Regions from separate parts of the Homo sapiens genome. Here region 2 is linked to region 1. The links are chromatin loops, found by intact Hi-C in ENCODE. Cell type or tissue: Caco-2. All regions are shown on one strand. Each heading gives the region's core, and the rest is flanking DNA. Links, peaks and the distances in the headings are about the cores only.

Region 1 (10,321 bases), core at 703-8,702:
ATACATTCATCTTGAATTCTTTAACACATTTACATCATATAAATACAAATTATGATGTGGATATAAGATTGTATGTATTTAATTATTAAAAATAAAAACATCCATCACTTATTGTCTTCCACATTCTACTTCCAATAATATAGCCTCACTAAAGATTTTCTAAATTTATTTTTCCTTAAAACAACACAAGTTTATTCTCTCAAAATTCTGGAGGCCAGAAGCCTCAAATCAGTTTCACTGGGCCAAAATCAAGGTGTTGGCAGGACAAGGTGGTGCCCTCAAGGTCTGTTTGATACTAAATCCAAAGATCTTAACCACAACTTTTGAAGCCTTTATAAATTAATCCCTCAACAGTAGTTCAACTGAAAGGGAGTATGGTATATGTAAATATGAGTATGTATTTATATATATTTAATATAAAACTATAAATTTGATATATACAAATGGCTTTGTGTATCTGTGTATATGCATATGTCTTTTTTCACCCCTTATCAGAAGTCTTTGCTGTAGACCCTAATTCCAGTTAAGTCCTCCTTTCTCTCCCTCCTCAAAGCACTTGAGTCTTGGCTGATTATTGCACAATTAGCTGGGCAACCACTCACTCTTCACCTAGCTCTAAGCCCCTTGGGACAGTAACTATCTTCATCCCCTCTGGTCCACTCTCCTTACCATGGCCCCTCACACATGTATGTAAATATTTGGTGAATCAAACAGAACATCAATAGGAAAGTATGGAAATATTTTTCATGCTCTTTAATCCCACAACAAACATCCTATCATCCTCTTGTCTACCAGGTTTGTGCTTTGGGCCAAAATATTAGCTTAGACTTGTCATATGAAAAATATTCAGGAGTAACAGTGAGTTTGCAGATGGTCAGGCCTGGAGACAGGTTTCTGTCCTCATTTTAGAGCATTCTTTCTCTCCTATTTTTGTTCCTCAACCTGAGGTGTTCACAGGCTTTCCCCACTCCTAGTAGCAGAGTGAGTGGGAGCAGACTCAGAAGAAGTGAGGGAGAAAATGTGAGAAGAGAGGAGGAAAAAGGAGAAAACAGGAATTAAAGGAGAAAAATGCTTCAGCTCTGCTGGACTTTAGCTTACCTTGAAGAGTAACAGCAGCAATTTGATTGGTGACACAAAAAGAAGGGGATAGTGTAGCTTGTCCTTTTTGGATGACCATCACACACACACGATGTGGCTAGTTTCATAAGAACTGGCTCAGTCAGCTTGGTACATTACTATCCAGTAATGTACTAATTGACTTTCTGACCAGCATCACTTTCTATTATATTTATCCAGCCTTTTTTAACTTGTTTTTCTTTTGACTTTTGACATGTGTGTATACTCTCAAATTTAGCAAACACAATATCCTGTAATCTATGACAGGCAGTGTTCTGATCTTACATATTTGGAAACAGAAGGATGTGGTGCCCCTCAAGGTCACATAACTGCTTAACTGTAAAATCTGTACAATTCCAGAGCCTGGTTTTTCAGCCTCAGCACTACTGACATTATGAGCTGGACAGTTCTTTGGTGCAGGGTGTGGTGGGGGAGAGGGAGTGCTGTCCTGTGCATTGTAAGATATTCAGCAGTTTCCCTGGCCTCTCTCTAATCACTAGATTCCAGTAACACCACCACCTCCCATTTGTAACAGTCAAAAATGTCTCCAGACGTGGCCAAATGTCCCCTGAAGGGTAACATTCCCCTGATTGAGAACCACTGTTCTAGAGCTTTTAAAAAACAGTGGTTCTAAAGTTTATAAAACTCTTTTTGCATTCACTTCTTAATTTAATTATTGCATGACTAGATAGAGAGAGAGAGAGATAGCAGATATAGACATGAAGAAACCGAGGCTCAGTGAGGTGAAGTGACTGGTTTAAAGTCTAGAACTCTGGCCAAATATTGCTGCTTATTGGTAGAGGGATCCCAGGAAGGGATAACTGCTTGCTAAGTACGTGGTCCTTTGACCAAAGAGATACCAGTCCTCCCATATTGTAAACCAACCTTTTCCTAGACACAAGGTAGGATGAAAACCTGGAAAAATTCCAAGAATAAAATGCAGCTGACTTAGGGTGGATTCTGAATTATTTTCCAAAATACCTTCTGAAATGCTTATTAGATCAATCTCCTTGGTTAATATTGACCACAGGAGTCTATTCACTTAAGCTGTACGTTCAGTTTTTAAAAGCCATTACACCCACCCCCCCGCCCCCGCCATATTGAACTGTCCCTGACTGCCATGTTCCTCTACCGGCAATTAATATTCAAGGTACTTTCTGTGTTCCGTTAATGGGCAACCCTTCCGTTTATGCATTGCAGTCTCTGTTAATAAATGTGTTGAGATCCAGAGCAGCAAGGAGAAATCTGGAGTCAGTGCAGAGAGAAAAGGCCTCATTTACCCAGCACCAAGCCTGGGAGGCTGCAAGGCCTGAATCCAAATCCTGCTGCTGCTGCTGTATCTCCTCCCACTCAAGTCCTGTAAAACCCAGGCTTTTCTGCATGGACCTAAAATAAATATCGGAAGGAGTCTTGAAAGAGAAAAAATATTTTTAAAATATCTACGGTTGAATACTGAAATATCTAAGGTTAAAATATTAAGTCAAAACCTGAAAAAGCATTAAAATTTAAGGAATTATTATTGTTATAAAGAGAGAAGGAGAAGTCTAAGCCATTAAGATAGTTTGGAAATAAAAAGTTCCATCAAAATTGCTTCTAAAGGGGTTTGAAGCATCACCCCCAATCATCACACCCCCATTTGGGGAGTTCTAAAGAAGATTCTCAATGGAATAAATTCCATAAGGGAAGAGACAAGGCCTATATTGTTTGTCACTCTTTTGCGCTTTATTATCCACTACTTAGACTCAAGGCAGCCACATGGTAGACTCAACTATTTGTTAAGTGGATGAGGTAATTAGAATCTCAGCAGTTGAGTTAGAATAAGAGCTTTAATGCTTACTTGCTTTGGGACTGTAGGCAAGTCAATTTTCCTTTATAGACAGAAGATAAAGTGAGATAAAATATAAGAAAATTCAGCCAGTGTGGGCCTCTAGCAGGTGCTCCATAGAAGCTAATTAATCAATCTCTTTATTAAACTGTAGGCCAATCGTATGAAGTTATTTCCCAGGTTTTATTAACACCAGTTGGTAGCAACACCCCATCTAGCAATGACTATGGCAATGGCTGTCTAAGTAAACGTGACTCCGAATTACTTATGGGAAACTTCTGTCTCTATTCTTGTGAAATGTAGCAGAGGAGGTTGGGGGAAATTGAATTAAGAGTCTTTTTATATACCTACTTCTGAGTCTCTTTCTTTTAGACGAACCCATTATTTCTACCTACAGTGCGAAGAATACTGCTTTTTAAAAAGATCAGGGAAATCATACCTATGTCCTTGGGAATTATGAGATCTCAATTCAGAACTGCTTCAACACTGGACTTTTTGAAGTCTGAAAAAGAAAAGAAAAGAAGAGCTGTTGGTCTCTAAGGACCTTGGATTTCAAATAGTAAGAGATTTCCTGAGGCTATGTGATAAAAGTGTAAAGACAGTTCAGCTGCCGCTGCAGTTTGCTTGAGACTGTAAGTGAGCCATATCAAACTGTGTGAAAAGGCTGATATCAGCTAGAAGCTAGTGTCTATGTAGATTTGGGAGCCTCTGAAGGGGGGTTCCCTAAGGTCTCAATTCCAATCCAGGGCTCAGCAACATACAAACAAGCAATCAAAACACCACTTTCCTGAGGGAACTGAAACATTATTATGATATGGAGGTGCCTCAAAGATCCCTTAGGGGCCACAGGGGAGTCCTGGTTCTCCTAGTCACAGGCTAAGATTATTGATGAGCAAATTCTATCAAAAAATGCTTTCAAAGGAGCTTGAGGATCCAGCCACTGCACAATCAGCCCACAGATTTCCTGTGAGTATTGGGAGTTGGCTCTTTATCTAAGACTAAATGGGGAGAAATTTTCAAAATGTCAGATTATAAATGATAAATTGCATCAGAATCTCCATTTTCCCAAACCCAGCTCTGTCTACAGAACTCAGAGTTTCAAAGAGCTCTGTGAATCAAAACACTTCCATGAACTTTTTTCCCAGTCAACTTGGTTTTAAATGAATTTTAACATGGAGCCTACAAGAAGCAAAGGATTTCTTTATTTCAGCTCTTGATACATTTATATGTATATAATATATATTTATATAATATATAATATAGCTTCCTATGTTTCAAGCCCTTCATTCAGTATATATTTGTATGTGTTATTTCACTTAATGTTCATATAACTCTATGAGAAATATATATTTTTTTCAATTTTACAGATGTGAAAACTTCTGTACATACCTAGCACTTAGATCTTTTTCTAATATTATTCTCTAATAAAAGAAACCAGGGCTCCTTCGAGAAATGGCTGGTTCTAGCACTGGAGCAGGGAATATACCAGAGAAGCCTGGAGCATCTTGCAATTCCAGAAAGTGAGGAAATGCTCAAGCCTGTCTGACCCAAATTCTATATATTTATACTCTGTGCTCTACTGCTTCTCTTGGGAATAAATGTGGAAAAGCAGAGGTGCTCTCAGAATCTACAAAACAATATTTCTCTTAGATTCTCACAAATGCATGTTCCACTACAGTCAGTTACAAAAGTAGAGCTTATTTACTCACTTTTTCTTTGCTCTCATGAAAACATTTCCAAGACAAAGCCCCCTGTTAGAATAATTATTTTTAACAAAAGAAGACATACAAAGTGGCCAAGCAAGTGGCAAGCTAGGTGATAGAAGTCCAAGGATATTTTTGCATACTCTTGGAATTTTGTAGCATCTAATCACCTGACCCACATGTCCAACTCTGAAGACTTAGGTTTCTTCCTTATTATTTATTTGACCAATAAAACAACCAAGGAAAAAACTAGAGAAAGAAAGAGGGAAAAACGGGATAAGACAGATAAAGAGAGAAAGGAAAGAAAAGAAAGAGGGGAGGGAAGGGGAGAGAAGAGGAAGAAAGGGAGAGGAACAAGATGAGGAAAGAAGAGAAAACTTCACCTGTAGCATCAAGACTCTAACCACTGAGACAATCTAGCCTATATATCTGGCTTTATAAAATAATTTAGTACTCTTCTTTATCAGTGTTTAATATTCTAAAAAATTAAATAGATAAAAATGAAGACTATCAACATGGTGAAGTGGGGTGGTTCTTGGTTTTGGCAAGTAAGAGGCCTAGAATTAGCCACTTATGAATGGATAATAGATGAATCATTAATCTTTTTGAACCTCATCATTTCTTAATGGCACCCAATATATCCTCTTTCTTTTCCCTCCAAAGACTCTTAATTCCTGGGAAATACTTCTGCTTTTCCACTTTGATGCCTCCAGTGTCTTCACTGTTTGGTCTCCTCACAAGATCAGGTTGACTCTTCACCTCCAAACAGTTACAGCTTGGGGTTTTAAAAAAACTAAAAGGCAGAAAAGGGCCAATTCTGACTTTTGGATTACTTCAAGGCCAGATACCAGGATCTGTCCATCCATATTTGAGTTAATGCTGCCATCTTGAGGCTATCCCAAGCTTTTCACCTAAGGAGCCGTTCCCAGCGGTGGGGCTGGCAAAATGAAGACTTGTCTTTCTTGCCGCAATGACAAGTGAGTTCATACAGGAAAAATGCTTTGGAATTACAGGAAGAATCAAGAAACTACCCATCTGCCTAAAAGGTTAATTTCATGGCCACATAGAATGGTAGCACCTCTTAGGACCCTGGAGATCTCCTACGTGTTATGGTACACCAGGCACCGCAGCCTACAGGTGAGACTTACAGTCCTGGAGCCAAATGCATGGGTTCAAATCCCAGCTCTCCCTTCTAGTTCCTGGAGGGACTCTTGCAAGTCACTTAGTCTCTCCATTCCTCTATTTCTCATTATGGGACTGTTGAGAATTAAAGTTAATCAACATAAAGTACAAATAAACTTTGGAGATACTGGGGGTTTGGTTTCAGACTACTCCAATAAAATGAATATCACGATAGAGCAAGTCACACAATTTTTTTTTTGCTTCCTAGTGCATATAAAAGTTATGTTTACACTATACTGGGTCTACTAGCATTATGTCCAAAAAATGTACATAATTTAAAATACTTTATTGCTAAAAAATGATGATGATCACCTGAGCCTTCAGTGAGTTGTAATTTTTTCTTTTGCCGGTGAGGGGCCTTGATGGCTGCTGACTGATCAGGATGATGCTTGCTGAAGGTTGAGGTGGTTGTGGCAATCTCCTAAAATAAACCAACAGTGAAGATTGCTGCATCGATTGACTGACTTTCTTTTCTTTTTTTTTTTTTTGAGATGGAGTCTCTCTCTGTTGCCCAGACTGTAGTGCAGTGGCGCAATCTTGACTCACTGCAACCTCCACCTCCCAGGTTCAAGATATTCTCATACTTCAGCCCCCTGAGTAGCTGGGATTACCGGCAAACGCCACCAGGCCTGGCTAGTTTTTGTATTTTTAGTAGAGATGGGGTTTCACCATGTTTGCCAGACTTGCCAGGCTGGTCTGGAACTACTGACCTCAAGTGATCCACCCACCTCGGCCTCCCAAAGTGCTGGGATTACAAGCATGAGCCATCGTGCCTGGCTGATTGACTTTCTTTCATGAAAAATTCCTCTGTAGCATGAACTGTTGTTGATAGCATTTGACCTACAGTAGAACTTCTTTCAAAATTGTATTAAGTCCTCTCAAACCTTCCCAGTGCTTTATCAACTAACTTTATGGAATACTTGAAATCCTTTGTTGTCATTTCAACAATGTTCACAGCCTCTTCCCCCAGAGTAGATTCTATCTCAAGAAACCACTTTATTTTCTCATTCATAAGAAGCATTTCCTCATCTGTTCAAGTTTTGTCATGAGATTGCAGCAGTTCAGTCACATCTTTAGGCTTTACTTCTAATTCTAGTTCTCTTGCTATTTCCACCACATCTGCAGTTACTCCCTCCACTGAGGTCTTGAATCCTTCAAAGTCATCCAAGAGAGTTGAAATCAATTTCTTCCAAACTCTTGTTAATGTTAATTACATGAATTCATGAGTCACAAAAGTTTTTAGTGGTATCTAGAATGGTGAATCCTTCCAGAGGTTTTCAATTTACTTCACTAGATCCATCAGAGGAATCACAATCTATTGCAGTTATAGCCTTACGAAATGTATTTTCTAAACAATAGGACTTGAAAGTCAAAATTACTCCTTGAACCATGGGCTGCAGAATGGATATTGTATTACCAGGCATGAAAACCACATTCATCTCCTTGTCCATCTCCATAAAAGCTTTGAGTGACCAGGTACATTTGTGAATGAGCAGTAATATTTTGAAAAAAATATTTTTTCTAAGTAGTAGGTCTCAATAGTGCGCTTAAAATATTCAATAAACCATGCTATAATCTAGTCTTTTCCGTTTATAGAGCACACGCAGAGTAGATTTAGCATAATTCTTAAGGGTCTTAGAATTTGCAAAATGATAAATGAACATTGGCTTCAATTTAAACTTACCAGCTTCATTAGCCCCTAACAATAGAGTCAGCCTGTTTGTGGAAGCTTTGAAGCCAGGCATCAATTTCTCCTTCCTAGCTATGAAAGTCCTAGATGGCATTTCTTTCAATATAACGGTGTTTTGTTTGCATTAACAATTTATCGTTAGGCTGGGCATGGTGGCTTATGCCTGTAATTCCAGCATTTTGGGATGCTGAGGTAGGCGGGTCACCTGAGGTTAGGAGTTTGAGACCAGCCTGGGCAACATGGTGAAACCCCATCCCTTTCCAAAAAAAAATTAAAAAAGGAAAAGAAAAATTAGCAGGGTGTGGTAATCCCAGCTACTCAGGAGGCTGAGGCATGAGAATCACTTGAATCCAGGAGGCAAAGGCTTCAGTGAGCCGAGATCTTACTATGGCACTCCAGCCTGGGTGGCAGAGGGAGACCTTGTCTCAAAAAAAATATACATATATATATAGTTTAGTGTAGCGACTTCCATCAGTTATCTTAGCTAAATCTTCTGGATAACTTGATGTAGCTTCTACATTAGCACTTGCTGCTTCACTTTGCACTTTTATGTTCTAAAGATGGCTTCTTTACTTAAACTTCATGAACCAATCTCTGCTAGCTTCCAATTTTTCTTCTGCAGCTTCCTCAACTTCCTCAGCTTTCACATAATTGAAGAGAGTTAGGGCCTTGCTGTATTAGGCTTTGCCTTAAGGAAATGTTGTGGCTGGTTTGATCTTCTATCCAGAACACTAATATTTTCTCTGAATCAGCAATAAGGATATTTCACTTTATTATCATTCAGGTCTTCACTGGAGTAGCACTTTTAATTTCCTTCAACAACTTTTTCTTTGCTTTCTCAACTGGGACAACTGTTTGACACAAAAAGCCTAGCTTTTGCCCTGTCTCAGCTTTTGCCCTGTCTCAGCTTTTGCCCTGTCTCAGCTTTTGACATGCCTTCCTCACTAAGTTTAATCATTTCTAGCTTTTGATTTAAAGTGAGAGATATGCAACTCTTCCTTTCTATTGAACATTCAGACTTCATGGTAGGGTTATTAATTGGCCTAATTTCAATGCTTCATGACTTGCAGACTTATTTCTATCCATCAATTTCTCAGAATTTTCTGAGTGTCTGCAGACTCTGCAGCCCCACTCAGGTAAATGCACTCTCTGTGGATGTGTTTTCCTTCATCTCCTTTACCAAATCAAGGCCATCTAATATTAACTTTACTACAATCTCTCCATCTAAATCCATCCTATCCTTCTCTGCCTTCCTACCTCAGAATTTCCCCCTCTTCTGTAGCAGGCTGGCCCCTTCATCTATGCCATTGATCCATCTCTACTTACTTTGGTGAGACCATACTATGGCAATTACTCCTGTCCCTCCACCCTCCCTTACTCATTCCTACCCCATTTGTCCATAGACATTCTAAAGTTACCATCTCTTCCCCAAAAATGTTCAAGAATCTGTCTCCCATCCTAATATATTCTTGTGCTATACCAGCATCCTTCCTTCTACCATCAAAATGATCAAAAGTGGTCCACAGCATCTTCCATTCTCTCCTAATCCGCTGCATTGTAGCTTCAACTGTTTCTACTCCACTATGTTGAAATAATATTCTTTTTTCTTTTGTTTATTTATATTATTTTTAATTGACAAATCACAGTTGTATTACATTTATGGAGTATGATGTGATGTTTTGATATGGATATACAATGTGGAGCAATTAAATCAAGCTAATATAGACATCACCTCTTGACCTTTTTTCTTTTTTTTTTTTGAGACGGAGTCTCACTCTGTCACCTAGGCTGGAGTGCAGTGGCGTGATCTTGGCTCACTGCAAGCTCCACCTCCCGGGTTCACGACATTCTCCTGCCTTAGCCTCCTGAGTAGCTGGGACTACAGGCGCCTGCCGCCACGCCCAGCTAATTTTTTGTATTTTTAGTAGAGACAGGGTTTCACCATGTTAGCCAGGATGGTCTCAATCTCCTGACCTCGTGATCTGCCCACCTTGGCCTCCCAAAGTGCTGGGATTACAGGCATGAGCCACTGCACCCAGGCTTGACATTATTTTGTGGTGATACATTTGAAATTTACTCTGTAAGTTATTTTGACATATTATTATTTTCTATAGTCACCCTGAAGTGCCATAAATCTCAACACTTATTTCTCTGGTCTAGCTGAAACAATATTCTTAAAGGTTGCTCCGAGGCTAGCTTCACAGATGTGCAAAACAGACCCTGTGCTCAGAAAAGTCCCACCCTTTGAGACTAACATCTTGTGATTGTCATCTTCAAATTATTTAAAATGTTATCTTTGAATTTGCATTTTGTAGGTAAAGTCCAATGGGACAATGGAGCAAACACAGAAAACTTGGAACCCCAGCTCGTGCGTGGTCACACCTTCTGCTACCTCCCATTCTCTCCACAATCCACTGCATTCAACACTGTTGATGACTGTTGCCTACAAGATGATGTCCCGCTTCCCAAGCCTGACATTCAAAGCACTCTAACCCTGAACAGTTTTTCCAGTTTTTATTTCTCTTGATAGCCACCAGGCATCCTACTTTCTATCCACATAGACCCCAAGGGCCCATGCCGCAGTGTTTGGCACACTGTGGACGCTCAGTGAACTGGGTCCTTCCTTCACTCACCACACCATGTATGCTGTCCCCCTTTGACATATTTCGTGCTGTTCCCTCAGTTTGGAATGCCCTAGTTTTATTTTTTTTAATCACTTTTACTTTTAGGTTCAAATTAATGCCATCTCCAAAGTGAAGTTTTTCTCCGAGGTTTTAAACAATTATGTGTGTCCTATTTATAGCA
Region 2 (10,321 bases), core at 1,397-9,396, 670 kb before region 1:
CCTCCATGATTCTAAGTTGCCCGAGGCCTCCCAGAAGCAGAAACCTGTACAGCCTGCAGAACCATGAGACAATTAAACCTCTTTTCTTTATAAACTACCCAGTTTCAGGTATTTCTTTATAGCAGTGTGAGAACAGACTAGTACAGAGCACAATTCCTGAATCATATGGTCAGCCTGTGCTTAGCTTTGTAAACTGAAATTGCCTTTTCCTCCAGCAGTGAGGAAGAGTTCCTGCCGTTTCCCATCCTCTCCAGCACTTGGTGTAAATGTTTGTGTTTTGGATTTCAGTCGTTCTAATAGGTATGTAGTGGTATCTCGTTCTTGTTGTTTTCTCTCTCATCATTGCCTTGATTTGCAGTCTCCTAATTATGCATGGTGCTGAGCATCTTTTCATCTGCATATCTATCATCTTTATATCTTCTTTGTAAAGTTTTCAGATCTTTTGCCCTTTTTAAATTTTTTTAAATTAAGTTTTTAGAGTTCATATATTTTGGATACCAATCCTTTATCAGATAAGTGGAATTTTTTTTTTTTTTTTTTTTTTTTTAAACAGAGTCTCGCTCTGTTGCCCAGGCTGGAGTGCAGTGGCGTGATCTCGGCTCACTGCAACCTCCGCCTCCTAGGTTCCAGCGATTCTCATGCCTCAGCCTCCTGAGTAGCTGGGATTACAGGTATGTGCCACCATGACTGGCTAACTTGTATTTGTAGTAGAGATGGGATTTCACCATGTTGTCCAGGCTGGTCTCAAACTCCTGACCTCAGGTGATTTGCCCGCGTGGACCTCCCAAAGTGCTGGGATTAGAGGCGTGAGCCAATGCGGCCGGCTGTTTTCCAGACAGGGTCTCACTCTGTCAACCAGTCTGGAGTGCAGCCTTGACCTCCTGGACTTAAGGGATCCTCTCGTCTCAGCCTCCTGAGTAGCTGGGACTATAGTCTCACTATGTTGCCCAGGCTAGTCTTGAATTCCTGGGCTTGAGCGATCATGCTGCCTCAGCTTCTCAAAGTGCTAGGATTCCATGTCTTTGCTATTGTGAATAGTGCTGAGATGAACATACATGTGCATGTGTCTTTATGATAGAATGATTTTTATTCCTTTGGGTATGTACCCAGTAACGGGATTGCTGGATTGAATGGTAGTTTTTTATTTTATTTTATTTTATTATTATTATACTTTAAGTTTTAGGGTACATGTGCACAATGTGCAGGTTTGTTACATATGTATACTGTGCTGCACCCATTAACTCGTCATTTAGCATTAGGTATATCTCCTAATGCTATGCCTCCCCCATACCCCCACCACACAACAGTCCCGGGTGTGTGATGTTCCCCTTCCTGTGTCCATGTGTTCTCATTGTTCAATTCCCACCTATGAGTGAGAACATGTGGTGTTTGGTTTTTTGACCTTGCGATACTTTGCTGAGAATGATGGTTTCCAGCTTCATCCATGTCCCTACAAAGGACATGAACTCATCATTTTTTATGGCTGCATAGTATTCCATGGTGTATATGTGCCACATTTTCTTAATCCAGTCTATCATTGTTGGACATTTGGGTTGGTTCCAAGTCTTTGCTATTGTGAATAGTGCCGCAATCAATCTAGATGCCCATCAACAGTGGACTTGAAAAAGAAAATGTGGTACATATACACTGTGGAATACTACACAGCCATAAAAAAGAACAAAATCATGTCTTTTGCGACAACATGGCTGGAGCTAGAGGCCATTATCCTGAGAGAATTAATGCAGGAACAGAAAACCAAATACTGCATGTCCTTACTTACAAGTGGAAGCCAAACACTGAGTACATGTGGACACAAAGAAGGGAACAATAGACACCAGAGCCTACTTGAGGGTGGAGAGTGAGAGGAGGGTGAGGACTGAAAAACTACCTATTGGGTACTATGCTGATTAAATGGGTGACAAGATTATTTATATACCAAACCCCTGCAACACACAATTTACCCATGCAACAAACCTGCACATGTATCCCCTAAACCTAAAATAAAAGTTGGAAAGGGAAAAATGTCAATAAATAAATAAACTCAATGTTCATTTAGAAAAAACAAAACAAAACAAAAAAACAAACACAAAGTGCTAGGATTATGGGCATGAGCCACAGCACCTGGCCCATCAGATAAGTGTTCTACAAATATTTTCTTTCGGTCTGTGGCTTGTATTTTCATTTTTGTAACTTACAAACTTCTAAATGATTGAGTAAATCAAGAAGGAAAAGATAGAGTACACAGGCATTAAAAGTTACCTACATAAACAAAATAAGATATTCAAAAAATGGCAAAATATTTTCAGCAGATATGACAAATCATTAAATGTGTTCATTATATGAAAAGCTGATATATACATATACGTATGTCATATATATACATATATGTAGCCAGAAGACTTGAACAGATAATTAATAAAAGTGGTTATATAACAAATAAATATGTGGAAAATTGTTTACTCTTGCTAGTAATAAAATAAGTGCAAATAAAACAATAAAGTATTTCCACTTTTTGGGCTTATCAAGTTAGCCAAAAAATTTTCAATGCTATTGTCTAATAATGTGTTGGAAAAGCTACTTATACATGGCTGAGAGGAGTCTAAATTGGCAAAGCAATTCGCTGATACAGGAGGTCTTTTAAATTATTTTTATTTATTTTTTAAATTTTTTGAGAAAGGGTCTCGCTGTGTCACCCAGGCTGGAGAGCAGTGGTGCAATCGTGTCTCACTGCCGCCTCAACCTCATGGGCCCAAGCAATCTTTCTGCTTCAGTCTTCTGAGTATCTGAGACCACAGGTGGGAGCCACCATGCCCAGCTAATTTTTTTAATTTTTATATTTTGTAGAAACAGGTCTCACTATGTTGCCCAGGCTGGTCTTGAACTCCTCGGCTCAAGTGAACCTTCCACCTCTGCCTCCCAAAGTTCTGGGATCACAGGCATGAACCACTGTGCCCAGCCAAGGTCTTTAAAAATGTCAATGAATGAAGCATAGTTGTTAAGAATGCAAAGTTTGGAGTCATGAAAACTTTATTATAGGCCAGGCACAGTGGCTTACGCCTGTAATCCCAACACTTTGGGAGGTCAAGGAGGGCGGATCACTTGAGGTCAGGAGTTTGAACCAGCCTGGCCAACATGGTGAAACCTCATCTCTACTAAAAATACAAAAATTAGCTGGGCATGGTGGCACATACCTATAATCCCAGCTACTGGGGAGGCTGAGGCATGAGAATCACTTGAACCCGGGTGGCAGAGGTTGCAGTGAGCCAAGATCACACCAGTGCACTCCAGCCTGGGCGACAGAGTGAAACCTTGTCTCAGAAAAAAAAAAAAAAAAAAAAAAAGAAAACTTGATTATAAATTCTGACTCTATTTTTATCCATAATATAGGGATAATAATGCTGCCTATCTCATAAGGTTATTGTCTGGTTTAAATGAGAGAAAGCCTGTAAAGCACTTGTAAGAGTAATGGACACATGGTGGCAGAGCTGAATTTCCAACACAGTTCTTCCTGATATCAGTGCTTTTCTTTGCTATTTAGTCTTTTTTTTTTAATGAATAGGAAATTCAAACAACGTAGAAGTAAATAAAGCATCAAAGCCTTCCCTTTCCCTCTGCATCTCCACTTCCATTTTCATTTTTCACAGAAAAATATTTGCTGTTAAGAGTTTTATTCAAAACCCCTCCTATATATTTATAGGCATAAAAAGATACTTTTACATGCACAGTTCCCTTCTTCCCTTTCTCTCTTCTTTCTTTCCTCATTCCCTCCCTTTCTTCCTTCGTCCCTGCCTCCATCCCTTCCTCCTTCCTTTCCTTCCTTCTTTAAATAAAGAATGATGATTCTGTGTGCATTGTTCTGCAACTCAACAGTATGATTTGAACATCTGCCCATATCAGTCCCTGTGCAGAGCACTCTATTATATGGCCACACTAAATTTATTTGATCTTTCCCCTATTGATGGATGTTTTTGCTGTTTCCGATTTCTGCTCCATCAAATAATGTTTCATTGAAAATCATTTTGCCTATATTTTGCATATATGTGGGAGAAGCACAGTAGCATTTTTTTTAGTTGTGATGAGTTATATGGGGTAATGCTTCCATTTTTATTCTCTGTGCTTACCTAGGATTATTAGCATTTATTGAAGAATGCAGAGCTCAGTTAGGGGGTCTAGAATGTTGTCTTTGAGCAGGATTATGCCATGCACATTGGTAAGTCTGAGATACTTGCTGTGTTTTCATTTACTTGACACTGTTGTGCTGCTGAGCCAACCACTAACATGAGTTGAACTACATGTCTATGCCTCTAATTGCTGACAGTGTGCTGAGAAGAGAGGTAAGAGACCCACAGAAAAGTTTTAGAGATAATAATAGCAGACATGTAAAATTCTAGGGACTTTAAAATCACGGCCAGGCACAGTGGCTCATGCCTCTAATCTCAGCACTTTGGGAGGCCAAGGCAGACAGATCACTTGAGGTCAGGAGTTCTAGACTACCCTGGCCAACATGGTGAAACCCTGTCTCTACTAAAAAAAATACAAAAAATTAGCCAGGCATGGTGGTGCATTGTGACAATGTCCTGGGACATAAATTGCTCCCAGCTACTTGGGAGTCTGAGGCAAGAGAATTGCTTGAACCTGGGAGGCAGATGTTGCAGTGAGCTGAGATCATTCCACTGCACTCCAGTCTGGGCAACAGAGTGAGACTCCATCTCAAAAAAACCCAAAAACAAAACTCGCAGGGAAAAGCTTTTGTGAGAGATGGGCTTAGGATGAGGATTTGGAATGAATGTAATACATTATGTAATGCCCTAGAAGTATACTGGTAATACAATGTGATAAGTAACACATTTGACAATTTCTAAATTTTTAATTCCATGATTTATGAACTTAGAAACTATATATGACAGAGTGTTCAAAAAATTGTTTTGTGGGGTTTCACTTCTGTGTGAGGAATATTAATGTGAGGAGTGTTAAATGGAGCAGGACACTAGAGGTGGTAAGGACAGATTGTATTCAGTACTACTGCAATAGGGGAAAGAGACTTCAGTGTAGAACTGAGCTCAATTCTGAATACAACAAGGACAAATGGGGACTTATAGTCAAGGAGCAGAGTGAGGGAGGTCAGAGGATGGAAAAATTAGTTTGCCTAAAGCAGAGCTGTTACCTAGAGAGAAGCACACCAGTGATTTCTATCCCCACTACTCAGCTCTGGAACTGTGGCTCTGGTATCTTTCCTAGGGGGAGAGGCGGACTCTAAACAAATAAATCTAAAGTCTTCCCATAAGGAATGGAGTTTGATACAGGATGTAGGGAAGTTCAAGTCTAAGGGTTCTCTCAAACAATGGCAGTTTCATTAGAAAGCAATTAAGAGGCAGCTGGTGGCTTTATGATAGATACAAGCGAGCCCACTTACCAACTAGTTTACCAGAGAGCATCAGGGAAAAGGATTGCTAAGAAGAGCCCTCCTGGGGACAGAGCAAACCTTAAACATGCATCTCAAAAATGAACCCTGCAAGGGAGTCCTAATTTAATTGGATTAGCTGTGGAGCAATTTATGTCTCAGGACATTGTCACAAACAATAGAGCAATCAGCTGACAATTAGTGAAGCATAAGAGCTGGGAGTGATCAAGGGAAGAGGCAGTAGAAGAGAGCCCTGCTAAAATAACATTACTGACATCCTAGGGTGCCTGTGCATATGCCCAATGTTGCACCTTCTGAGGAACAACATCAGAGGCTTTACAGTGTGAAGGAAATAGACTTCACTAAAATAATCCACCCAGACAATATACAAACAGGCATACAACAATAACAAGCCTTGGCATCAGAGGGAGGGGAGTGATATCCAGAACTTCTACAATATATCATCTGAAGCATTTGTTTTCAACAGAAATTATGCTAACGTCAAGGAAACAGGAAAGTGTGACCTATACACAGGATAAAAATCAGTCAACAGAAACTACTTGTGAGAGGGACAGATGTCAGACTTAACAAAGACTTCAAAGTAGCCATTATGAAAGTAAGGAAACCATGCTTAAGGAAGCAAAAGAAGATAGGATGACAATATTTTATTATGTAGAGAATATCAGTAAAGTGGTAGAAACTATAAAAAAGAATCAAGTAGACTTTGTGAAGTTAAAAAGTTCAGTAACTGAAATAAAATCACTAGAGAGGCTCAACAGTAGATTTGAACTGGCAGAAGAGAGAATTGAACTTGAAGATAGATCAGCAGAGATTATGAAATCCAAAGACAGAAGAATGAAGAAAAATGAACAGAACCTCAGAGGTATCTGAAGCAGCTATAACAATGTCAGACAAAATAAAATTTAAAATAAAAATGTTAATAGAGATAAAGAAGGACATTTTATAATAATAAAGGGGCCAATCTATCAGGAAGACATAACAATTATAAACATATATGCACCTATTAACAGCATCCCAAAATACATGAAACAAAAACTGACAGAAATGAAAGGAGAGATGACAATTTGATAATAGTCCTTGGAGACTTCAATACCTTCAGCAATAGATAGAACAAATAGGCGGAAGATCGGTAGGAAACAGAAGACTTGACCATTATAAACAAACTAATCCTAACAGATACTCCAGGAGTAGCAGAATATAAATTCTTCTCAAGTGCATATGAAACATTCTTCAGGATAGACCATATGCTAGACCATAAAACAAACCTCAATACATTTAAAAGGATTGAAATGCTTCAAAGTATGTTCTTCAACTACATGGAATGAAATAAGAAATCAACAACTGAATAAGAGAAATTCACAAATACATGGAAATTAACACACTGAAAACCAATGGGTTAAAGAAGAGTATCAAGAGAAGCTGAGTGCAGTGTGTGCCTGTAGTCCCAGCTACTCGGGGGGCTGAGTTGGGAGAATCACTGGAGCTGAGGAGTTTGAGGTCAGCCAGGGTAACATAATGAGACCCTGTCTTAAAAACAAACACAAAACAAACAACAACAACAAAAAACACACAAAATACAAGAGAAAATTCATTGAGATGTATAAAAACTAAGAAAAAATAGCCAGGTGTGGTGGCTCATGCCTGTAATCCTAGCACTTTGGGAAGCCAAGGTGGGAGAATTGCTTGAGTTCAGGAGTTTAAGACCAGCCTAGGCGACATAGCAAGACCTTATTTCCACCAAAAATAAAAAAAAATTTAGCTGGGCAGTGGTGGGGCATGCCTGTAGTCCCAGCTACTCAGGGGGCTGAGGTGGGAGAATTGCTTGAGCCCAGGAGATCGAGGCTGCAGCTATGATTGTGCCACTGCACTCCAGCCTAGGCAACAGAGTAAGACCCTGTCTAAAAAAAAAAAAAAAGAATGAAAAAAAAATAACTTATGGGATACAACTAAAGCTGTACTTAAAGGAAATTTTTAGCTATAAACATCTATATTATAAAAGAAGAATAATCTCAAATCAATAAACTAAACTTCCACCCTGACACTTAAGGAAAAAGAAGAGCAAACCAAACCTCAGGCAAGTAGAATAAAGGAAGTAATAAAGGCTAGAGTGAAAATTAATGAAATAGATAATTTAAAAAATAGAGAAAAAAAAATCAAAACCAAAAGCCAATTCCTTGAAAAGATCAACAAAATCAACAAACATTTTAGCTAGACTGAACAAGAGAAAAAGAGAAGACTCAAGTTGCTAAAATCAGAAATGAAAAAGGGACATCACTACTGACCTAATAGAAATAAAAAGTATTATAAAATAATACTATGAACAATAGTATGCCAATAAATTAGATAATTTAGATAAAGTGAATAAATCCCTGGAAAGAGACAAATTACTAAAGGTGACTCAAGAAGATATAGAAAGTTTGAATAGATCTTTATCAAGTAAAAATATTGGACAAGTAATATAAAATTGCCAACAACAACAACAACAACAAAAACAACAACAAAAATTCAGGCCTAGATTTCTTCTCTGGCAAATTGTAGCAAACATTTAAAGAAGAATTAATAGAAATATTTACAAACTTATCTAAAAAAAAAAGAAGGATGAATACTTTTCAGTTTATTCTATGAGGTCAGTATTATCCTGATACCAAAACCAGACAAGGACATAAAAATAAAACTGCAGACCAATATCTTTATGAATATAGACCCTGGCTGGGTATGGTGGCTCACACCTATAATCCCAGCCCTTTTAGAAGTTGAGGTGAGAGAATGGCTTTGAGCCTAGGAGTTCAAGGCCAGCCTGCACAACATAGTGAGACCCCCATCTCTACAAAAAAAAATTAAAAATTAGCTGGGTGTGGTGGTGAACACCAGTAGTCCCAGCTACTTGGGAGGCTGAAGTGGAAAGATCTTTTGAACCTGGGAGGTAGGGGCTGCAGTGAGCTGTTATCACACTACTGCACTCCAGCCTGGGTGACAGAGCAAGACCCTGTCTCAAGACCCTCTCCAAGACAGACAAACAAAAAAACCCAAATGAGAAGACAGACTCCCAAATCCTCAAAAAAATACTAGCAAACAGGGTATATCAACATATAAAAATGCTTGTACACCATGAGCATGTTAAACGTATCCCAGTGATTTATTTATTTGGAGACAAAGCCTTGCTCTATCCCCAAGTCTGGAGGTCAGTGGCATGATCTTGGCTCGCTGCAACCTCCGCCTCTTGGGTTCAAGCGATTCTCATGCCTCAGCCTCCCGAGTAGCTGGGATTACAGGCACCCAGCTAAGTTTTGTATTTTTAGTAGAGACTAGGTTTTGCCATGTTGGCCAGGCTGGTCTCAAACTCCTGAACTCAGGTCATCTGCCTGCCTCGGCCTCCCAAAGTGTTGGGATTACAGGCGTGAGCCACCACACCTGGCCCTAGCGATCTATTATAAGATTGGTTTAACATCCAAAAATCAACCAATAGGACAAAAAATAATAGGTGTGTTCCCATAGATGCAGGAAAAAAAATTTGCAGAAATCTAACATGCTCTCATGATAAAAACACTCAACAAACTAGAAATAGAAGATAATTTTCTTAACCTGATAAAGGACATCTACAAAAAAACCCACAGCTAACATCATACATCATCTCGGCTCACTGCAACCTCTGCTCCCAGTTTCAAGAGATTCTACTGCCTCAGCCTCCCAAGTAGCTGGGATTACAGGTGCATGCCATCACCCTGTGGTGCCTGGCTAATTTTTTGTATTTTAGTAGAGACAGGGATTCACTGTGTTGCCCAGGCTGGTCTTGAACTCCTGAGCTCAGGCAATCTGCCTGCCTTGGCCTCCCAAAGTGCTGGGATTACAGGTGTGAGCCACCATGCCCGGCTTAATATTTTTAAGATGGCAATACTCCCCAAACTGATCTTCAGATCAACACAGTCCCTGTCAAAATTCAAGCTGGCTTCTTAGCAGAAATGGAGAAGGTAATCCTAAAATCATATGGGAATTCAAAGGATCCAGAGTAACCACAACATTCTTGAAAAAGAAAAAGAAAGTTGGAGGACTCATGCTTCCCAATTTCAGAACTTACTACAAAGCTACAGTAATTAGGACAATTTGGAAGTGGCATAAGAATAGATATATAGAATGGAATACAATTAAGAGTCAAAAAATAAGCCCATATATTTACAGCCAATTGATTTTTTTTCTTTTCTTTTCTTCATTTTTTTTTTTTTTTGAGATGGAGTCTTGTTCTGTCTCCCAGGCTGGAGTGCAGTGGCATGACCTCAGCTCACTGCAATCTCCACCTCCCAGGTTCAAGTGATTCTCCTGCTTCTGCCTTCCAAGTAGTTGGGATTACAGGCGCGTTCCATGACGCCCAGCTAATTTTTGCATTTTCTGTAGAGACAGGGTTTCACCATATTGGCCAGGCTGGTCTCAGACTCCTGCCCTCAAGTGATCCACCTGCCTCAGCCTCCCAAAGTGCTGGGATTACAGGTGGGAGCCACCACACTCGGCCCCAATTGATTTTTGATATGAAGAGAGAACAATCTCTTCCACAAACTGTGTTGAGACACCTGGATATCCACATGCAAAATAATGAAATTTGATTCCTACCTCACACTGTATATAAACATTAACTCAAAATGGATCAAAGACTTAAATGTAAGACCTGAAACCATACAACTGTTAGAAGAAAATACAGGGGGTAAATCTTTATGACCTTAGATTTGGCAATGGATTTTTGGATATGACATCAAAAGCATTAGAAACAAAAGAAAAAAACAGATGTCTTAGTGTGAGCTGCTATGACAAAATACCATAGGCTGGGTGGCCTAAGTAACAGAAATGTATTGGCTTCTAGTTCTGGAGGCTAGAAATCTGAGATCAGGTGTCAGCATGATCGCGTTCTTG

What was found. A loop is a pair of places that touch in the nucleus more often than their neighbours do. Peaks named below come from ENCODE experiments on the same cell type or tissue, not always from the same donor. Only the 100,000 strongest peaks of a DNase experiment are listed, where the experiment ranks them.
Region 2: it touches region 1 in a loop (8-fold over the local background); 8 of 110 quality-filtered maps call a loop at or near these places.

Annotation. Positions count from the first base shown.
Region 1 is chr11:58,508,413-58,518,733 of GRCh38, forward strand. LOC105369313 (a long non-coding RNA gene) reads right to left here and starts at 6,313. Exons shown (of 5, transcript XR_007062673.1): 1 at 6,139-6,313; 2 at 3,381-3,443. In Caco-2, for the core only: a CTCF peak has its summit at 5,544 (motif pointing left); a DNase peak (open chromatin) is centred at 5,569.
Region 2 is chr11:57,837,228-57,847,548 of GRCh38, forward strand. No RefSeq gene overlaps it. Among named protein-coding and RNA genes, the nearest start is that of CTNND1, 81 kb to the left of the region's middle. In Caco-2, for the core only: no CTCF peak of the experiment used is centred there; no DNase peak of the experiment used is centred there.